Regions from separate parts of the Mus musculus genome. Here region 2 is linked to region 1. A link is a loop called in an ENCODE intact Hi-C map of the cell type or tissue named here. Cell type or tissue: left cerebral cortex. All regions are shown on one strand. Links, peaks and the distances in the headings refer to the core of each region. The heading gives the core; the rest is flanking DNA.

Region 1 (7,578 bases), core at 963-5,962:
CTGAGACATAGTAACACTATCTTAAGATGTTTTTCCCCAAATGGCAACATTATATCCTCCTCCTCCTCTTCCTCCTCTTCCTCACCATCATCACTGTTATTCATATTACTATAGTAAACTAAAACCAAAAGTGCTAGGGGATGCTCTCTGCAGCCTTCCTCTGAAAGCAACCAAGATAAGGTAGCATTCCCTGCCTGCTTTATTATGCCACACGCTGTAGAGAGGCTCAGTGCTGGAGATTTCCAAGGCTCAGCGAGTAGAGCATTCAGATCCAAGTACCAGTCCCCTCTGTGCAATATTTTAGCCCCAAAATAACTAGACACATTTATAGAGAGAAGCAAAACCTGCTTTTCTGGGAAAACGAGATTCATGCTGTTCCTGTTTTGTGGGCAGCCACAGCTGAGATGTGGGTGCAGCCCGGGATCTCAACCCGTGTTCACCCAGCTGGGGCGGGGGTGCTGCTGCTGGGGGGAGCCAGCTGCCTTCCTGCACAGACTGTGAGCCTACGGCTAAGCCTGGGTCGTGCAGGGTGGGGAGCACTGGGAGCCATTAGGGAGGAGGCCCTGAGGGCGAGGCATCCTCACAGCTGCTGCAGGGCTGAACAGGAAGGCTCATAGGCCAGGGCATCCTGGGTCTGGGGTCTCTAACCTGGCAGCCTGGGTCAGAATGCCTCCCAAAGGACAGGTCTGCCTCCTGCCAAGCATGAGGGCGGTTCCTATGCTGACTGTCACGTAGGGAGGAACTCTATTCTCTACATGTTATTTCTGTGAGTGTGTGTGTGTGTGTGTGTGTGCACGTGCAGGTGCTCACAAAGGCCAAAAAGGGTGTTAGACCCTCTGCAGCTGAAGTTACGGGCCCCTGTGAGCAACCAAACTTGGGAGCTTAGGAGGCAAACTTTGGTTGTCTGCAAGAGTGGTATGTGATCTTAATCCTTGAGCGTCTCTCCAGCCCCTTGCCATCTTTTCTCTTTCCCAGCTGCGTGTTAGCTTTCCTTCTTACCTTTGAGTGTGTGTGTGTGTGTGTGTGTGTGTGTGTGTTTAAAAATCTAATCTCAAAAAACTAATACCAGTCTAAAGCAATCTAAGTTTATGAACAGGCTGGTGTTCTGGGGTTCCAGTAGATGCTAACTTCCCAGCTGTTTTCCTAGAGCCATGGGGCACAGTTATGGCATCATTACTGGAGAAGCTTAACTGAAGGCTGCTTTCCTTGCTCTTGAGTTTCCACCATTTATGGTGCTTTTTACTAGACTCAGGTGGATAGAAGAAAAGGGATAAAGGGACAGACAGGATGAACAGCCAGGACAAGAATACAGCAACCCCGAAGTAGTCTTCAGCCACGGTCATCCTGTGACAGTTAACAGAGCAGCACCGGCCAGGGCTCCACCCATCCATCCCCGCATCCCTGTGACCTCTGAGGCATGCTCAGAAACTGTTTCGCAGGGAGGGAAGGAACAGGCCCTGGGCCTGTGTCCCTGCTTTCAAACAGGACACCAGACTTAGGGGATCCATGCCCAGGATCACAGAGCTGAACCAATGCTGCCCTGGTCCTTCATCCAGCACCAGTACATACTGCTGTGTACCTGCCAAGTACCATGTACCGTAGAGCAGACCCTGGCATTGTGCCCAGCCACGGGACAGTGTCGGGTGCTGTGGAGCTCTGGTGACTCCATTCTGCCCAGCCCTCAGCAGGCATGGTAAAGCCATGCCCAGGTCAGAACTGGCCTTGTAATGTCCAATCACTGTATCTGCCCTGAGTCTGTGTATATGGTTATGGTTGCAAAAAGCAAACCATAGGGCCTTGTCACCACTTCCATAAAGATAAGCAGAGTTCACAAGGAAGGCATGGGAAGGGATACAGAGAGTGTCATAGTGATGTGACTCCAGGAGGAACTGTAGTCCTCAGGTTGAAGTGTGGACCAAGTGATGACCAAGTGAGAGGGCAGAGCGGGTCTGACAGGGCCAGGAGGACCCCACAGTAGCAGGAACCTAGATCTCTCAGCCCAGTGTATGGGATCCAGGGCAAGAGGTCTGGGCTTCCTCCCAGCTTCCTGGTCTGCAGGCAGAGATGGGAACAGCCAAGTCTGCTGGAGCTAGCGCCTTGGTCCTTAAGGCCCTGATGCAGACGTCACATCGCCCACTTTCCATGTGATATTGAGCATCCAGAGACCCTAGATACCGACCAGGTGTTATGAAATGTGCTTTCTTGGAAGATGACCCTGCCACTCCATCAAGTGCTTGAGAAGGTTGCTGGGGACTGGAGACCCTGGAGCTGCAGCTGGCCACATGTGCTTCCGGGGAAGGCTGGGTAGGTGTGTGACATGGAGAGGAAGGAGGGACCCGCTGTTTGATCCTCCGGTTTCTTGCTCTGCTTTCTCAAGCCTCCCTGAAAGTCCTGTGACTCAGCTTCCGCAGGTTCCCTGGGGCAGTCACTGTTCCACCCTGAACTCAAATGACGGGCAGCCCTGATCAAGATTTGTGCCCCCAAATGCGCAGAGGACCATCTATCCCTGCAGACAGTTCTGCACCCTCCGAGAGCACAGGACAACGGGTGGGAAGGGAAGGCTCCTTCAGTTCAGCACTTACAGAAACCCGGTAATGCAAGGCAAACTGTCCTGCCTTGACCTCCACAGAGTAACTGCAATGAGGAAGTGATGCTAATTTCCAGAGCTGGGCAGGTATGAGCTTAGCTGTGTCATGAGAACAGTACACAGAGCAGTCTGACCCTCCGCTGACCCCACGTCCCTTGCTTGGACCAGGCATGAGATTCAGAGCCACCTCTTTCTCCAGTCCCTGGCACTGGATCACAGCCCCCCCCCTGCACCCCCACCAAGGCACCCCAGCTGCCTCAGGGGCAGGGTCCTGGGCAGGGGACGTGCATTCCTTGTGTCTGGATTACAAGCTCTACGTGGAAGGTCCCTGCTTCTTTGTGACCTGAGTTCAATCGCAGTGATCTACCCAATGTGCTAAGGCCAGAGTTACGCAGGAAGCAGAGGTGTCTGTCGATCCAGACTTCCTCCTCCAGTGATGCCTGACTGTGCAGGGTGTGTGTGGGTGGACGGGTGTGCATCTCAGAACCCTGAAGACCATGCCAGCACCGAGACTAGTGGGCAGCAGCCTTCTTCAGCATCCCAGGAAGTGTCCCTGTACCCAGCCTGAGCTCCAGAGTGAAGCAGACAGCCCCTGTGGGGGTGGCAGTGCCGGCCACAGAGTCCATTCTCCGTGCGAAGGCATCTAGGAAGACTGTCCCCAGGGCCGTCCAGTGAACATCAGACAGACCGTGCACAACATGAACCCACAGAGAGGAGTCTGGGGGCCAGGCCAGTGCTAGCGTCTCAGGGCACATAGAGGAAGCTGTGTGTTGGCATGGCAACAGCGTAAGTGAACACACAAAGAGGACTCAGGGGCCCGCCTCCTCCTCTGCCCACACAGAGTTGACTGTTATTACCTGAGATGCTGGGGTTGGGCTGAGTGGGTGTTGTCGGGTTGGACGGAGGAGAATTTGCTAAGCTATAGTCTTGAATACAGAATCCCTAAGGAATCTGGGACAACACTGGCAGATTAAAAAAATCAAACAAAACATCAACAACAACAAGAAAACCTAAAATTCAGCAAGGTCGGAGGTTACAAGATCAATATCCAAAAATCAATCTAGTTTGTGTGTGCCAGCATCAAGCAGCCTGAAAAACAGGCCGAGGAGACAAGGTTGGGAGACATCCCCATACAGCTCCTAACCTGGGTTCTGCCACCACAGACAAGCAAAGCCACTCCTACCCTGGAATCTTCCATTGAAATGAGATACAGTTAATGCAGGCTGTAGCTTAGCTCAGCCCAGCTCTTCTGGGAGCATCTGTGTGGGTGTGGGTTACTGCAACCTTGGCAAGCCTGTTGCCTCTGCGATTGATGGGTCATGTGCTGCGCACCCTTGTTCTCTTAGGACACAGAGCTATGTCTGTCCCCGTCTCTCCCCTCACCCCCACCCCTGAGCATTTTAAGTTGTTGAGATTTAGAGAGGCAAGATTGATGCTGACTGTGAATTACTTGACTTTCTGTGGTGCTGTTACGCCGCACCTTGGCTTGGCTTTGGCCTCTACACCCCCTCTGGTCTCAAGATGACCGTATAGCTGAGGTGTGCCAGCAAGGCCTTGTGCGGTAACGATGCCGTGAGGGTGCCCATTGGGGAATGAGTGCCCTGTGGGCAGGGCTGCTTGCTTCAGGCAGGGCTCAAGGGAAGCAACCCTAGGACTGTTACGTCTGAGGGAGAGCGGCAGGCTTTATCTGGATTGGAGAGAAGGACCTCCTCCCAGGTACCCACGGCTGTGCTGCTCAGTGGGCTGGGTCTCCTTAGGGATCTAAGCCAGCAGCCATTCGCCCTGTAGCCCCTTTCATGTTGTGTTGAGTTTGTTCTCTCAGCTTGTGAAGGTACCATGATAAAAGGCAAGTAGCGTTGGGTTCTGTGAGTGACTTGCCTGCTCGGGGAAGCCTCAAGAGCGTTGTGCCCACGGGTGCTATTCTGTGGCTGTGAACGGAGGCCACTGCTCTGACAGTCACGGGTTTGATCTCTACCCAGACCCCATGATCCCCAGGAGTGACTCAGCCTAGCCCCGCCGTGTGGCATCTTTGCCCTCAGCACTGTTGTAGACTCTGGCTGTACCCCTCGATACCCTGTGTGACCTCATTTCCTCCATTCCCCCAGAATCAGCTGGAGGCCCACCAAGATGAAGGGATGGTCATCTCCCACATGGCTGTGGCTGGCGTTGGCATCTGGATTGCCTTCACCTCGGGGTCCACCCTCCGCCTCTTCCACACAGAGACCTTGAAGCACCTGCAGGATGTCAACATTGATGCCCCTGTGCATAGCATGCTGCCAGGTACTGCCCCCAGGAAGGCAGGGTTCTAATGTCCTTGTCCCTCATACAGCCTGCAACCGGGTCCCTCAGAAGGAAGGGGAAAGGGCAGCAGATGTTCAAGGGACATCAGCTGCTAAGGCACACATAGCCAATGTGGACCATAGCCCCTGGGTGTTCACATGTGCCCTGTGTGTATAGGCGCACAGCTACTGTGTGTAGTACTTGGCATGGCTTCATGTGTGAGCATGTATATGAACATGTAGCCTGTAAAGACAGGTATACATCCTGTCTACAAATATAATGAAGACTGCATTAATGGCCACAGTGGACCACATAGTGGCACCAGAGGCAAGACCGGGAAAAATAAATCGTCCTAAATATATCCATGGCCAATAGGAATCACTGAAAACTTTGAACAGGGAGAGGAGAGAGGCCATGCCAGGGTGGATTTGGGGAGGATGGTCTTGTAGGGAGAGGCTCAAGTGCATCTTGCTGGCCCTTTGTCCACAGGGTTCTGCCTAACAGGCTGCAGGGGGAGCGTGGGAGAAAGATGGGAACAGTGAGCACAGTAATGGGCGGAGTTAGAAAGTAAGTGATGGGCGTGGGGGCGTGGCCACTTGTCAACTCATGTGTTGGATAGCGTTTGCTAAGCCATTCCAGGCGCCTTGGAAAAGCATAACAACAACTCAGGGGTCATGATGCCGACATGAGGAGTGATGGGGAGGCAGAGAGGCAAGACAGGTGCCAACTGATAAGATCTGCTGAGACCTGAGGACACAAGGCATCTAGGGCTGCTGACCAGCATTTCCCTGTGGGATTGGCCGCTGACCGTTTTTTTTTTTTTTTTTTAGATAATTGTAGGCTATTTTATTTCGTTAGGAATATGGAGGGTTTTTTTTTTAAATACATGTTATTTTTAGAAAACAAAAGTGATTCAGCATCAAGGCTGCCCCCCGCCCCCAGCATGCTTCTGTGGATCATCTGGACAGGTGTTTGCTGTTGGCATCTGTCCTCGCCCTTAGACAGAAACCGTGTCAGAGTCACCAGCCGCCAGCACATGCTTGCATCCGGCCAGAGAATGCCCTGCACTCTCTATTGACATGGGAAGGGACAGGAGTTAGATTGTTCTGGGGCCCAGATCCTGACTCTGGTGCCCTGTGGCCTCCAGGGAAGCAGCTGTGGTTGCCATGGTTCCTGGAATCCTGAGAACCAACCACAGGAATGTGTGGGGTCACACAGTGCCTCCATCTGAGGGCAGGGGAAGGGGTGGGTGGGTGAGGGTGGGGGCTGCCTTGTGTTCATCTGCCTGCAGTTTCTGTCAGAGACTGGGAGAAGGAGGCATTGGCCAGTGAGTGAAGTGTGTGTGTGTGTGTGTGTGTGTGTGTGTGTGTGTGTGTGAGTGTGTGTGTGTTTATGAAAATAATCCTCGTACATGATACAGTGCAATGGAACAGCAAGACCATCAGGTGAACAGTGAGGCAGCTGTGAGGCTCTCCATCTTGCCGACCCTCTGTTAACTGGTGTTTCCCATGACCTCGGTGTGTACCTAATTTAAAAAAAATGACCTGTGGGCTGCTCTCCTCTGTCCGGCTTCCGAGCAGATCCACTGGCAATCCTTGCTACTGACTCAGGCCAGCAGGGTGCGTACGAACGTGCGAGGGCACACTTGCCCACTTCCTCTCCCCTGCCTGGTACTGACCCGGTGTGGGTACAGGCTCCTCCCTCCCAGGCAGGCAGCCAGTGCTGACTGGGAAACACTGACTAACCGGCCGGCTCGGGTGTGCAGTGTTCTGTCTGTAGCTGAGGTGCACTGCAGGGCACTCTTGTGTTTCTTTCCGCTCGCCTGTAGCCATGGCTGCCCCTCCTCAGCCTCCTGCTCTGCTTCCAGTTGGCCAAGCATTGACTGTTCCCAACCTTCCCTACAAAGCCTGGCCCTCCTTGGCACCACCAGATTCATGGGACTGTTTTCCATTTTCCAGAGGCCCACCCACCTCACCGATCAAAGGGCATGCCAGAGTCTCTTGAAAGTGTTATGGTTTGAATATAGCACTGCCCCTTGACAGCCTGTGGGTTTAAGGTTAGGGACAGTTGGACCATGAGGGCTCTGGCCTAATCCAACGGTGGCTTCATACTTCAATGGTGTTGAGAGGTAGAGGAAACTAGGAAATGGGGTGTAGTTAGAGGAGGCGTGTTGCTGGAGGAATGCCTTGGACACATGCCCCCCACCCCACTCCTCCACACAGCTCCTAACCTTTCTCAGCTATCATGAGATGAACAGCTTTCCTCCACACACCCTTCTGTCATATGCTGGCTTGCCAGCAGCATAGAAGCCATGGAACTACTGAAAGCATGGGCCGGAGTCATTTGTCCTTTTAAGTTGCTAATGTCAGGTATTTGGTCACAGCCGTGGACGATGGACTGATAGAAGTCATGTTGGACACAGCAGGGGTGGGGGAGACCCTCTGTCACAGATTTTGATCTGCTTCTGTGTAGCTCGTTGTGCTTCTTATTCGTGTGTGGGTGGGACAGACAGGTGTGTCAGACCAGAATGGACTGGGAAGCCTGGGGCTGAAGGGAAGACATTCTGCAGTGTCTTGTGCCAGCTATTAAGTGGCTTCCACTCCACCTTTGGGAGGCCTTATCAGGCTCTCAGCCTCCAGTGTTCTTCCAGTGGTCTTGTGGAGCTATCCCCAGCCTGGCCACTAGGGAAGACTAACCCAGTCGAACTCTGC
Region 2 (7,578 bases), core at 1,234-6,233, 71 kb before region 1:
GGACAAGTGTGCCTAGAAGGTAGAACATGGGTTATAGCCTGACCGACTCTGTGCGCTGCGCAGGGATGAGGCGCTGATTGGTCCAGGCATGTCTACAGTCACCCGAATGTGCTGACAAGTGTGCCTGAACTGGGGGGCCTTCCACACCTAGTTCAGAGATCACTCTCACTGCTGGGGCTACTGTCCTGAAGGCGTGTGATACATTAGGAACCGTTTCTGCTTTTCGTTCTGGGCGCGGCTGGTGAGTGTTACCCAGTTTCCCTCAAATCCTGCACCACTTTTTGCAGCTCTGGGGATTGAACCCAGGGCCTTGCCCATACTGGGCGAGTGTCCTACCACCAAGCCACAACTCCCTTCTGATGGCATTTCTTTTTAAAGTACTTTGGGCTTTTGCCTTGAGATAAAGCCCTAAAGACTCTAGAGTCATATGGATAGGTGATGTTTGAACTGGTACCTCGTCTTGTCTCATTGGTGCGGATGAATAAGACTGGATTAAGTCAGGTATAATAGCTCACACATGTAATTCAAGCATCCACGAGGTAGAGACAGGAGGCCAACCTGAGCTGTTAGTGAATTCTAGGTGAGTCTGGGCTTCGGTGTGAAACAAAACAAAATAGAAAAAGAAAAGATTTACATGGGAGAGGCCCAGGAAACAAATGCATGTATATCTTGTTTGGTTTGGTTTTCTGTTTTGTATTTTGTTTGGTTTGGTTTTGGTTTTATTTTTTTTTCCATGTTAGGATTCAAAGCTAGGGCTTGTGCCAGCTAGCCAGGTCCTATAGCTACATATAGTAGCTGTTTCATTCACTTATGCCCCATCCCCACTCCCCCCACCCCCTTGCTCCCCCATCCCTGCTCCAAGGAAAATGGAGTCACCATTTCAATTTGGTTTCTGGTTCTCTTTAAAGGACATGAGAATAATGAATTGAAGTGGTCTTTGGTGCTCACCATACAGCTGTAAGCTCAGGATTGAAGGCCCAGTCTCTGTCGAGGATAAATGGTCAGGTGTCAGCACCGTGAGGCAGTGGGCTGACCCACAAGGCCAGGCCTTGTGCTATATACTGTGTTAGTTCCAGTTGGATCCCTACGGTGACCCGCTGGGGACTTAGGGTGGATGTGACCAGGGGATTTCACAGCTGAGTAACCCCATCTCTGAAAGCCTGGGTTTGTGTGTGAGAACCCTCGGAGTGTGTCCTCACAGTGTGTGGGCCCCGAGTCTGACTGGGTCAGAGGTCACATGGGTGGGGTGCTATTGAGGCCCTGCAGAGAAAGCCTTTCTGTGTGGGCTTGGCCAGTTTGCTTCTTGGCACTGGCCAGCCTTCTGGCTTCAGAAATGATAGGAACATTGATTGATGCTTTGCTGTCAAGCACTTGAGTCAACAGGGGTGGGGATGGGATGGGGGTGGGGGTGAGGGTCAGATAGGGGGTAGGGGTATGGGTGGGGTTGGTATGGGGTAGGGGTTGGGGTTGGGGGTGGAGTGAGGGTGGGGATGGTTGTGGGGGTGGTGGAAGCAGCCCAGTGAGCTGAGTGGCAGAGCTCAGTGGGTAACTTTCCTCAGGGAAACTTTGCTGGTGGGAACTGTTCGTGTGGGCTCTGGCTCTGGCTGCAGCTGTGTTCTGTGGTGCATTGTGGGAGAGGCTATCTCCCGTGGCATGGTCCCGTGCTGTGTAGAGCGGGCCCCTTTTCAATCAGAGCCGAAGCCTGAACTCTCTCGCAGTCGGTTCTGATAGAGCAACACGGTTCTCCATGCACAGCCCAGAAGCCAGGGTCTGAAGTGGAGGAATGCGGCAGGGCCCAGGGCACCGGCCCGGACAGGGCAGGTCCTCTGCTTTGGAATGGAGTCCAGACATGCAGGGCTTTGGATGACTTCGCAGGAAGGAATGAAAGGTGCAGTGTTTTGCCCAGCAACCAAAGCAATTGGGGAAATAATCATAGGTGCTTGTGGAGGGGAAAAGAGACTTGTGTTTTCCAGGATGTGTGGTCTCCACAGTGGTTCTCCGTGGGGGTGGGAGGACTGTGAAGAGCCACTTCCACCCTCCATTGTGTCTAGACATAAAAGGTCATCAGAGGATAGGACGCTTGGTGACCTGCAGACCACAGGGAGGGGAAGGAGGTTGCCTGAACTTACCTTGGGAGATTTTCAGTTTCATACGAAGTACGTTTTGCAGATGGCTCACCTTCACCGGCAGCTTGTACACTTGCCCTTGGCAAGTGCTCTTTCTAAAATTAGTGTGTGTGTGCGTGTGTGTGTTTCCCTCTCCCCACTTACCCACCCAACTTTGTATTTCCTGTCTCTCAAAACAGAAAAAGAAAATCAAAACAAATGAGAAACAAAACCACAACAACAACAACAAAAAGCCAAAAAAAAAAAAAAAAAAAGAAAAAAAGAAATATAAAGGTCAAACAGACAAAACCCCTGTGTTGACCAATCACTCCCGACCATGGAGCTCACTCTGCAGTGCGGTTGGTGTGTCCCAGTGACACTGCACTAGGGGGAAAAGCCTTATTTTTCCCATTGCCAACAGCTACCCATTGCAAGTAGCTTCTTGGTTAGGGGCAGGACCCTGTGTCTATTTCTTCATCTCAGTACTGGGACCCCGTGGGGCTTGAACCTGTGCGGGTCTCTGAGATCACGTGTGCACCGATCTTGCTGAGTCTGAATGACTGGCAGACGGTTGGAGTAGTATCTGTGTAGAGTCAAAGAAACTGAAAGTCAGGCTGGGCGTTGAGCACATCTGTCTGTCTTTTTGCAGGACAGCATTGGCCCTGTAGTGGAGAGGTGCAGGCAGGAAGGCCCATTGTGAGCTGGTTGATCACAGTCTCTGGTCAGGTGTGGGTAGTGCTGGCTTGTGGTCAGTCAGCTTCGGGGAGATGGGAAATCGAAACCAACAGCTTTGCTCATGGATTCGGACCTGGGTCTAAGAGAAAGAAGAGAACTGGAGATACCCTCCATGGTTTGTTCTGTTCTTTATGGAGAGAAGCCCGTTAGGAAGAACAGTTGCCTGCCTCCCTGAAACATGGAGTGGGCAGAGGGTCACGGTATTAGGCAGTCTTAGGCACATAGCTGGCCTGAAGCTGCAGGTTTGTAGGATCACTCTGTGCTTCCAAAAGGTAGAAGGATGACAGGGTGCAGAGAGTGCGGCCTCCAGAGATCTACCCAAGAGAGGCAGGTGGGAGGGAGATACATGGGGCCTGTTGATGCATGGAGGTAGCCTCTGATAACCAGGTTAGGCCCAGGTTGCTGAAGGATGCAGGGTCAGTGTCTGAGAGTCAGCAGCTGGTTTGTGGAGCAAGGTCCTTTGTCCCAAGGATCCCATGTGAGAGTCCCCATGCGTTTCCTCCTCATGGGCAGAAGGGGCAGAGGAGGGGGTACCCCGAGCTCTTTGTGCAGTGATACTTGCTTATGGATGGTGGTGCAGATCCTTAGCAGTGCCACTAGAGGGGACACGTTCTTCAGGGGTGCAGGGATAGGCGTCTTACCACTAACCTGTGTAATGCCATCTTTCTCCTAACTTTGCCCCCAGTTGAACTGTAGGGGGTGGGGCGGGAACAGGATGGTGTTAATTCATAATGGGATCCCTGCTAACGGCCACCAGAGAGGAGAGCATTTCTCAGGCTACCCACAAGTCTCAGTTCACCCAAACAAACAGGATGGACATTACTACGCAGCCATCGTGACAGTCATTCATGGCCTCACACTGTCCAGCTAGGGTCTGAAGCTCAGTCACTCATGGCCTCTAACACGTGATGGTACTTCTGTCAGGAGTTACACAGACATCTTGGGATGCTACTGTCCCTTGGCCAGCCCCCCTCCCAGATCCCAGGAGGAACTTGCTCCTATACCATTCATGGGTCCCTTTGTTCTAAATGGCCCACCATGCCGTGAACAGGAACTCCAGGTTGACTACTTCCGAGTTCCAGCCGCCAGGCACCATCATCCCCCTAGATCTCCAGCCTTCTCAGTGTGGCAATCTCCTTCCCACCATGCTGGGCAGCTCCCTTCTTGGTTCCCATCTTGGGCAGCGCTGCCTACCTGTACTCGTCGTCTCTCCTTCCATTAAGGAAGTCTTACTGGTCTGGTGGACCGGATGCTGTCCTCCAGCCAGATATGAGGTCTCCAAGCATTTGGCCACCAGGACACCCTCTCCTCCTTGCTGGCTCCTTAGTACATAAGTGCAGGCATAGAACCACAGCTCCGGATATTTTCAGGAGTTTGAAGAATTGTATGTGTGGGATCACTGTGCATTCCCATGGTCAGCAGCAACCGAGGGAGCTCTTTCTCTCCTCTGGTCCCTTCCGGCCCTCACTAGCCTGTTGGGATGGTTTGCTTTGAATCCGGCTTGTTCCCTGCTGAGGTAATGAACTTCTTATTTCTGTTCTGTACCTCCTTGGACTAGTCCAGCAAGTCTAAGTTCTAGGCTTACATGGCTGTTCTTACAGGCCACGGGCAACCAAGGGCTGGCATACTCTTCTAAGGGACCCTCAAGAATGCCAGGGAAAGGCTTGTCTGCAGAGGCTGCCCAAGAAGCCTTCATGGGCATAGGCTGTCCGTTTAGATGGCCAGAGCCCGTCTGGCGACTGCTACCCTCTGAATGACGAATTCTGCCGTTTTGTTTTGTTTTGTATTTTTTTTTTAACATAATGACCAGTCTCCTGAACAACACTAGCAAAGGCATTGCCCAGTCAACATGCAGTTAGAGCTGCACAGATGTTTAGATAACAGTATACAGTTTGTGTTTTGTTTAGATGACATGAGTCTTTGAGACATTGTTGGTTTGTGTCAATTGTGGTCACAATTTGGGCATACACCAGGGCATCCCAGACCGCCAGGCTGGCTCCAAGGAAAAGTACTGTTTAACGGTAAAGCACCGTCCTGGTATGCTGATCTCCAAGTGCAGTGGGACCTAGCCTGCATGCCTCCCCCTTTTGACTTGTACCTCTGTCAGGGGGCCTCGGGGACCGTGTGCAGAATGCACACTGCTGAATTCATCGAGGGACACAATGCAGGCCAGACAGCAGCTCGGATGGTGCTGGCAGAGCTTTCTCCTCTGCCCTCTTGCATGTCGGTTCTTGCGAGGGCAGTAAGGCCTAGGATGCTGAGCTGGTCTGTTTGGAGTCTTAGTGCTCCATACAGTGACGTGCCTTACTGAGCCCTAAAAAAGATATTCAGGAGCCACCCCTGGGAGCTGGACTAGGATATCCTGGGAGCACAATGGATGCAGACACCCGAGGCAGGCTTGGGGGCCTCTGCACAGGGCATAAACCGCAGCAGTGAAGACACAAGCTGGCATGGTACCTTGCTGGTGCATAGGTCACATTCGTCAGTGGTTTCCTTCTGTGCAGTGGGGCTACCTCCTCAGGCTTACAGATGACCAGGCCCACCAGCTGTGCCCTTGTAGCCATGGACCCAGCTTTGGCTGGCCAGAGCCACCTTAACCGTCACTGCTTCTCACCGGTGGCCTCTTCGATGCCGCCTTCACCTGGAACATGTCCAGAGTTGTGTCTCATCAGCCTATGAATAGGGCCTTGTTCTTAGGAATTACTTAACACCATATTTCATGTCAGGGAGTCCAGGTGAGTTCCTTCCTGAGAATGCATAGCCATTGTCTCAGGCTGAGAGCAGAGAAAGATACACACACACACACACACACACACACACACACACACACACACAGACTTGGGGGGGGGGGCTCGGAGCGGGGAGGGACCAAGACAGTGAAAGTATACCCAGGAGCAGTTTGCAGGACAAGAACATTCTGGAAAGGATTGTGCAGGAAAACACCTGGCCATGCAGACGAGCAGCAGTGGCGGCAGCGGTGGTGTTGGCCGGGTTGGTTGGCAGTGCTGCCTATGTATGAGGTTAGGGGGCTGTGCCAGCCTGGTAATTGAGCAATGCTGACAGTGGGGGCTGTGGGCAGTGCTGGCTGAAAGACAGCTGCTTCTCTACCTGAGCAGTTCCAGGCGGTTTGATCCAGTTGTTGAGATGAGCACTTGCTGACAGCCGGGGACTGGCTGTTTCCCAGTAGCACTGGTCATACCAGCAGGAAGGTGGGAGCCATTTGGACTCTGCTTATACGTGTTTCACGTATTCATAAAGCCCACACAGCAGGAATGGCTGCAAGTGTGAGTATTTGGGCTCAGGATGCAGCCCTACATGCAGTGCCCCTGTAGGTGTGTGCCCGCTCCCAGACACACTCCAGACAGGGAAATGACATTCTGCCTGCTTTCGGGAAGGGTGTTTGCCACCTGCCATTGGTTACCTCACAGACCAGTAAGTAGAGTGAGCACAGAGATGCACAGGACCCATGTAGGGTGGCTTTGCCTTTACAGCCCCCAGACTCTGGTGCCCACTCTGGATTCTAGCTGGCCTCTGCTCCTTACTCGTGCTGACATCACAGCATCAGCCTGGGGTTACCTCCGGATACTTTCAGTGGTACCCAGGAGCTATGGTCCTTTGGTCCCACTCTTTCTGGACTGTATAGTTTAAAGTACTTACTGATTGCTCTCATCTGTTCCTCAAGGGTAGGAGGCTTGCGGTAGACATGTCTTGGGGCTGGGTTCGTGTTCACAGAATGCCGCTCATCTATGTTCATTCTTTCAAAGGACCAACTGAGTCCTCAGTAATCTAGACCAGCTTTGGCTCCAGGAATAAAGGCAAGGTGAGGTCACGGGAGCTCAGGGAGGCGAGTGCTCCTCATTCCAGCTGCCGTGTGTCCCTTCTGGGAAGGTTGGTGTGATCATTGACAGCACCCCCTGTCCCAATGAGTCTCCTCTGGTGCCTAGGGTCATCTCACAGCTGTGTGCTTTGCTTCCTGTGGCTCCCCCTACCCCCACCAACTCCTTTGTTCTTTCTGTTGAAACCCTTGGGTGTCCAGCAAGTATCGGGCAGGGCGATAGGTGCTCAGAACATCTGTCACAGATGTTGCTTAGCAAGGCAGCAGTGTGTTTGCATGCATGTGTGCGTGTGCATGTGTGTGTGTCCATCCTGCCAAGGTGCCTCTCAGTGAGGTGTGCACTTGTTCTTGCCACCTGCATGGGGTGTCTCACCCCACAGTGCTCAGATAGATTCTGTCATCTCTCATGGGTTCCAGGCAAGCACCTGCTATACCAAGGTCTCAGTACATGTCAGGTCTCGATGGACGGTATCGCCAGACTCTCTCGACCCGCCAACTTCCAGTAATGACACAGAGACTTATATTTATTTGTAAATGCTTAGGCCTTCCTTATAGCTTAGGCTTGTTCGAAACCAGCTCATACAACTTAGCAACCGGTTTATACTAGTTCATGTTTGCCGTGTGTCCCGTGGCCTTTCATTTGGCCCTCATGCAACTGGCTTTCTCCGTGCACGGCTGCCGGATCTCGTGCCTCTCAGTTTCCCCACAGTTCCATTCTCTGCCCAGATGTTCTGCTCTCAGTCTCCTGTCCTGCTATAGGCCGGTGGGCTTTTTTATTAAACCAATCAGAAGGTGACAGAGAAGAATGTTTACAAACTATGCCGCAGGTGCTGAGCAATTAGAATAACAATACCAGAGTTCAGACAGTACCTGCTCTCTGCTGATATCAACACTTGAGTCATA

Evidence for each region. Hi-C counts contacts between places; a loop is a spot of excess contacts. Peaks named below come from ENCODE experiments on the same cell type or tissue, not always from the same donor. Only the 100,000 strongest peaks of a DNase experiment are listed, where the experiment ranks them.
Region 2: a loop joins it to region 1, with 9 times the contacts of the local background. A loop is called at or near these places in 2 of 42 quality-filtered maps.

Annotation. Positions count from the first base shown.
Region 1 is chr8:14,986,368-14,993,945 of GRCm38, forward strand. It overlaps Arhgef10 (Rho guanine nucleotide exchange factor (GEF) 10), which reads left to right. Exons shown (of 29, transcript NM_172751.3): 27 at 4,693-4,867. Among named protein-coding and RNA genes, the nearest start is that of Gm35149, 6.4 kb to the right of the region's middle. In left cerebral cortex, for the core only: no CTCF peak of the experiment used is centred there; DNase peaks (open chromatin) are centred at 3,131, 3,345, 3,833 and 5,458; H3K27ac peaks cover 3,648 bases.
Region 2 is chr8:14,915,578-14,923,155 of GRCm38, forward strand. The region is part of intron 1 of Arhgef10 (Rho guanine nucleotide exchange factor (GEF) 10); the gene reads left to right. Among named protein-coding and RNA genes, the nearest start is that of Arhgef10, 7.7 kb to the left of the region's middle. In left cerebral cortex, for the core only: a CTCF peak has its summit at 3,431; no DNase peak of the experiment used is centred there; H3K27ac peaks cover 170 bases.